2 separate regions of the Mus musculus genome follow, and region 2 is linked to region 1. The links are chromatin contacts, found by Hi-C or POLR2A ChIA-PET in ENCODE. All regions are on one chromosome and are shown on one strand. The core of a region is the stretch at or near the end of the contact, and the rest is flanking DNA. Distances in the headings are between cores, read along the strand shown.

Region 1 (3,020 bases), core at 245-2,744:
TGTGCCCCTGAGCACAGCCTGGATAGTGCAGAGCCCTCTGAATCCTCCTGTCCGCTAGTGGGGCACCTTCATTTGCATGGCCAATGAGGAACCCTAATCTTGCGCAGGAGTGTGGCACCCTCATGCATAGCCAGGATAGCGCCAAACCCTGCCCTTCCCTCCGTCTCCTGCAACGCGGCACTTTTGAGCTTGCCTCTCTTGCAACGTGGCACTTTTGAGTTCATCTCTCCTGTAACATGGCACTTTTGAGCGTTGGCCCTGATCACAGAACCCTTCGAATCCTCCCCTTGTGCAGTTTGCACCCTCAGGATACCTCGGAATCCTCCGAGCCGTCTCTTCCCCTCCCCTCGCGCAACTTGGCATAACCAGAATCACAGCCCAACCGGAATCGCATTAAAACCCTCCGAACCTTTGGGCAGCGCGGCACCGGGGCTCACGCAGTGCCGCGGAACCCTCGGAACCCTGCCCTTGTGCAGCTTCGCACCCTCAGGATAGCTCGGAACCCTCTGAGCTTTCCCTTCCCTTTCCCTCACCGCAACTCAGCACAACCAAGGATCACGGCACAACCGGAATTGCTCCGAACCCTCGGGCAGCACTGCGGCGCAGTGCCGCGGAACCCTCTAAACCCTCCGAATCCCCTCCTTGTGCAGCTTTTCACCCTTAGCCTCTCTCGCAACTCGGCACAACCAGAATCGCAGCACAATTGGAGTTGTGCTAAAATCCTCTGAACGGGGGGGGGGGGGGGGGGCAGCGCACACGCCAGCACCCTGGCTCGCGCAGTGCCGCGGAACCCACCGAACCTTCCCCCTGCCCCGCAAACCGCGGATCAGGTCGTGTAGAAATCCTCCGATCTCCACCCCCCCCCCCAACTCTCCAGCAGCGTGGTGCCCTAGCGCGAACCCCTGCTCCCCTTGCGCAGCGTGGCACCCTCGTGCTCTAGATCGCCCGTAAACCCCCCCCCCCCCCAGTGCAGCAGTCGGCCCGCGCTGGACGCCCCCCTCCCTTCTCCTCTTGCTGACGCGGCATGGCGGCAGCGCGGCTTTCGGCTTTCTACCGGCCCTATCGGCCCTCGTGTAGTTCAGAACACTGGTGAGCAGTGGGGCACCCTAGTGCTGAGTTTTCTTGTAGCCCAGAAATCTTCACCCTAGCGCTGAATCTCGCGTAGGGGAACCTTTGAGCGGCCTGGAACTCTTGGTCGGAGCCCTCGAGCTGCCGGATCAGTGGAACCCTCACCTCGCGTAGAGCCCTTCCCTCCTGTGGAACCCTTCCTTTGCGGAATCCTCTAACGCGTGGAATCCTCCCCTTGCAACGGAATCCTACCCTCATCTGCAGAATCCTCCCCTCGCATTGCCGCGCTTCACGCGGGGAACCCTAGCTTACCTCAGTTCCCCAGGATGTCTGCGTGGTAACTGGCGGTGCTGTGCTTCTTGCTGCCCGCTAGAGCAAGGAGGGATAGATATAATGTTGAAGCCTCGGCAGGGGGTGGAGATTATTAAGTTCCGCCCCAACTGTGTCACTTAATCCCCCCTGCTCAGCCCAACCTCACCAGGCTTTGGCTCCTCCTCTTGCTCCAGCCTGGAGCCTGTGTTTTAGATGGCCTTACAGTCCTGGAAGTGTTTCTATAAATTGCCTGCTGAGCAGGTCAGAAAGATTTAGAGGAACACCAGAGAGACCAGATATTTCAAGCAGACTTGAATAACAGATATTACGGTTATGTTTCTTCTTCTTCTTTTTAAAAGCTGTTGTCTAATTGAGTAGTCCTTGCTTGTCTTGAACCCCGAGAGAGATACACTTCTCTTAGTCTTTCCATTGCTTGGATGCAGAGTATGCAGTGCCACTCCTGTGAAGGTTTTCCTGACCACCAAGCCACCAAAAGCATAGTTTTACAGGACATAAACAGGCAGTTCTCTTCCACACAACTCAGTTGCCAGTATTGGTTCAAAATTTGAGACTTACAGTTTATTTTAGGCACATTTAAGCAAAGCACAATTAAAAAAAAGTTCTCTGGTTTTAATTAACTCCATCCCATGTGTTCAATAAATCTTTACTTATGACTACATTGATTCTTTTGTGAGGTTCAAGTGAGTCTTCTGTATAGATAGATTCTATAGATTAAGGAAGTAGGCTCATGGGAGGAGTCTGGGGGAAGCAGGCTCATGGGAGGGGTCTGGGGCAGCTGCTGTGGCCTGGCCTTACAGAAATAGCACAGAGGTCACCAGGCTATTAACCACCCCTGCCCCCAGCCTCCTGGGCTGGAAACAGGTTATCTACTCTCCCTTTGAAGAGACAACCCTGCGTGTTTAACATTCCTGGCTTGCCTAGTGCTTATCTGTGAGAAAAGAGCCTACGTGCTTTTATGTTTGTTCATTGTGTGTTCATTCTTATCCTCTCCAAACAGGTGACTCACTTTTGAGAAGTTCAGCCAGATCACTCCTGGAATTCAACACCACTATGGGCTGCCAGCCTTCAGATTCACAGCACAGAATCCAGACTAGCATTACATTTCTGTGTGGGAAGACCCTGGTGAGTGGGGCCCTCTTCAAGCTCTTTGTTAAGAACATTTTCCCCTTCTGGTGTTCTTGTTACAGGAATTCTGATCCTGGAGGACTAAATGGTCAATTTCCCCCTCCCCCCAATTTATATTCACATCACGTCACTACCACCCAGAACCACCAACTAAATGTGTCTTAAAGATGGTGAGAATTGGAGTGAAACTTGAGTTAGGATGAATGTTAATTTTAGACCAACCTATAACCACACTATTGTGCAAATTGAGATCTTAAAGTCTGTTTGTGGCAGCATGAACCATGGAGGTCATGTTGCAGAGCAAGCTAGCTGCTGATTTACTTCTGTTGATTGTTCTTAAGAGCTTGGTGTTTACTGTAGGAGAAACAGGACTTGGAGGTGAACACCTTGGTCTTTCTCATGGGCTGGGGAAGGTAGAAGTTAACTGTTGCTCTGCAGGGGTTAACTAGAGTTAACTGGTCTGGTTGCCAGAAGGGGCTGTCTGGGGTGGGATC
Region 2 (3,020 bases), core at 263-2,762, 52 kb after region 1:
TACAAAGGTCCCCTGGACTGCTCTGAAAGAGCCAGCATTTGCAAGAAGAGTGCCACTGGTCAAGTCCAGGTTTTGGGGCTTGTTCATACACAAAAATTGGAAGTCATAGGTAAGGCTCTGGGGTGTTTGTACTTGACTCAGTTGCTGCATCAAGATTGGCAAGGTGAGGCTGTCCCTGGTGTGATGGAGAAAGTGCCTGAGCTTTGGTGGAAACCCGGTGACTAGTTGAAGCATTTCTACCCCCTTCCTGGAACATGAAGTCCATGCTGTTTTGATACTCTGAGGCACAGGGAGCCTGTTCAAAGCACCTTCGCTGATCATGTTCCGGATGCACATTGGCTTCTCAATGTACATCTACACACATCTAAAAAAGCTATGGTCACACAGGGCGCTGTACAGATGGCTCCGTGTTCCCTTGAGCTCTTGGCTAGGAATCATGACACGATCATCAAGGGAAGGAAGGGATCGGCTGTTAGAGGACAGGCACATTTTCCCAACTAAGGGAGCACACAAGGACCAGGCTGTGTTGGGGGTTAGACATTCTACTCTGCCTCTAAGGCTAGAGTAGGATCCCGATTGCGCTGTTTGAACTACAAGGTGACATGGATATTGAAATGGAGAGGGGATTCTGAGGGAATTCCCATGGCCTTTAATAACAAACTCAATCAAGAAAGTGGCCTCCCTTTGAGAATTAAAATCTCAACACATGAACCAGCTGGGCAAACTCACATCTTAGGAATTCTCTATTCCCGAAGTTCCTGACTACTGTAGAGCTGGATGCTAGTCATATAGGTGTGGCCATGGAGGCTTAGCATTCATTCCTGAGGATCCAGGAAGCTCATGGTCTTGCTGCTTCCTTACTTATGGTGGTATGGGTTGAGTGTATGGGCCAGTAACTGCCATTGAGTATGGAGGGCACCTTTAGACAGCCGGCACTTGCCTTTGCAGTAGATTTTTAAGCCCCGATATTGTTCTGCAGTGCACTAGAAATAATGCCAACTCATTGTCTCATGTTTCAGATGAAACGGTCATTGTTACTTACTCGAAAGGCTATCCTTGTGGTGGGAATAAGACTGCATCGTCTGTAATCGAATTGACCTGTGCGAAGACTGTGGGCAGGCCTGCATTCAAGAGGTGAGCCACAGGCGAGCACACTGTGCTCTCTGCCTCCCCCATTTCCACGTGGGAGTTGGGAATGTGCACACAGAGGAGAGGGTGTCTGGGACTGGCACTGTGTGTGGCAGAAATGCCCACTGAGACTGAGGCCTTAGAGGACAGATTGTCTCCCACAGGAGGTACCCCTACTCCATCTGAGGGCTAAGGCCACCTCAGCTTTTTTAGCCTGGTTTGCCTTAAGAAACATACTCCTGAATCAGCTTTGGAGGTGCTGACGCTAGCCTGAGCAGTGCAGATCTGGCTGCTGCCCCTCATCATGGGAGAATTAAGGGGGTGCTGATTGCACCACCAACAAGCAGGTTCTGGGTGTTGCAGGCAGTTGTTGGGTGATGTTAGAGGGATTGTGGCCAACAGGGGGAGCATGTGAACTGCTGTTTTGGAAACTGCTTTGAAAGGGTCTTTAATTTCTGAGACTAAGAGACTATTTGTACAAGTCTCGGTTCAGAGCTTCCAGCTTCATATGCTAAGGCATTTTTATTGAGTTTGGTTTTTCTCTGTGGGGATGGGGGTTGAACCTAGGGCTTCGAGCAAACCAGGCAGGTGCTGTGCTCTTGAGCGGTAGTTCCAGCTGTCTTGTTGTTTGACACAGGATGACACTAACGTGTCCAGGTTGGCCTTGGATTTGTTCTGTAACTGTGACAGGAACTTGCCACCTTTTACCTCTGTCTCAGTGGCTGGAGTCACAGGTTTGTGTCCCTAGGGTGAGCAGGCACTGCATCCTCGTCTGCTTCCCACGTTGCTAATGTTATCCTCGTACTGTGCTGAAGCATAGTGACCAGGACAGTCGTCCTGGCCCAGAGCTGTCACTCACACAGTCCCCGTGGGGACCAACAGCGGTGGCTCCCAAGGACCCTTAAGAACCCGGGCGACTGCCTCTTGCAGGCCTCTCCAGCTATGTGTGTGGCAGCCTTGCTGTGTGTGGCCCCGAGGTAACCGTGTCTGCTCCCTCTCAGGTTTGACAGTGTCAGCTGCACCTACTACTTTTACTGGTACTCACGGGCTGCCTGCGCGGTGAGGCCTCAGGAGGTGACCATGGTGAACGGAACGCTCACCAACCCTGTGACCGGCAAGAGCTTCAGCCTCGGCGAGATTTATTTTAAGTAAGTGGAAGCCTGCCTGTTTGGCTGACACACACTCCGAGGGAACAAGACCGTAAGTCTTGCCCTGTAGGCATGCTGCCAGGTAGGCAGTCTAGGCTTCAGTGACAGTTGGGAAGTGACCAAGTTTGGCTTACACCAAGCAAAAGGACTGCTTCTTTGTCATTTGACACTCAGTGGTGAATTTCTTATAAAAAGCAGTTTCCCTCTGCCCTTACTGCTGGAGCCAAGAGTCTCGGGACACAGAGAGAACAAGGAACTCTGGGCTGACCAGCATGTTAGCTAAAAGTAAGGTCCATCTCTTAGCGGTGTCACGGGCTGTCTTGGGGCAAGTGCACTGCATGTGCTGTCCGCAGTGTGTGAGATAGTGCAGTCATTCCAGGAGGCGGGGCTGGGCAGGCCGATGTAGCGTTAACGGCAAGGAGTGTTAGAGAAGGGCTGGAGCATGCAGAGGAAGGAGTATGACCGCTGTGCTCTCCTCTGCCTCAGGCTCTTCAGCGCCTCTGGAGACATGAGGACCAATGGGGACAACTACCTGTATGAAATCCAGCTCTCCTCCATCACCAGCTCTTCTTACCCTGCATGCGCTGGTGCCAACATCTGCCAGGTGAAGCCCAATGACCAGCATTTCAGCAGGAAAGTAGGCACCTCTGACATGACCAAGTACTACGTCCAAGGTAACTCGCAGTTTCCTGTTAGTGGTTCCGGGTACAGCTTTTCACAGGGAGAGCTTCCCGTGCTCATCCA

What was found. Hi-C counts contacts between places; a loop is a spot of excess contacts on that map. ChIA-PET counts read pairs that join two places held with the same protein, here RNA polymerase II (POLR2A).
Region 2: a loop to region 1 is called in a map of T-helper 2 cell, with 2.1 times the contacts of the local background. The contact joins the enhancer-like site here to the promoter of Airn in region 1. A Hi-C loop is called at or near these places in 1 of 37 maps with a recorded cell type or tissue (T-helper 2 cell). POLR2A ChIA-PET finds 5 or more read pairs at or near these places in 2 of 5 experiments (Patski and embryonic stem cell).

The regions. Positions count from the first base shown.
Region 1 is chr17:12,739,785-12,742,804 of GRCm38, reverse strand. Airn (antisense Igf2r RNA) reads right to left here and starts at 1,494. Exons shown (of 3, transcript NR_027773.1): 1 at 1,381-1,494. It overlaps Igf2r (insulin-like growth factor 2 receptor), which reads left to right. Exons shown (of 48, transcript NM_010515.2): 3 at 2,399-2,523.
Region 2 is chr17:12,688,246-12,691,265 of GRCm38, reverse strand. Igf2r (insulin-like growth factor 2 receptor) reads left to right here. Exons shown (of 48, transcript NM_010515.2): 41 at 1-109; 42 at 1,020-1,134; 43 at 2,130-2,276; 44 at 2,763-2,950. Among named protein-coding and RNA genes, the nearest start is that of Slc22a1, 14 kb to the right of the region's middle. Within about 2 kb of position 1,512, at least 2 of the 3 ENCODE cell types and tissues checked have a DNase peak (open chromatin) inside an H3K27ac peak, as active enhancers do.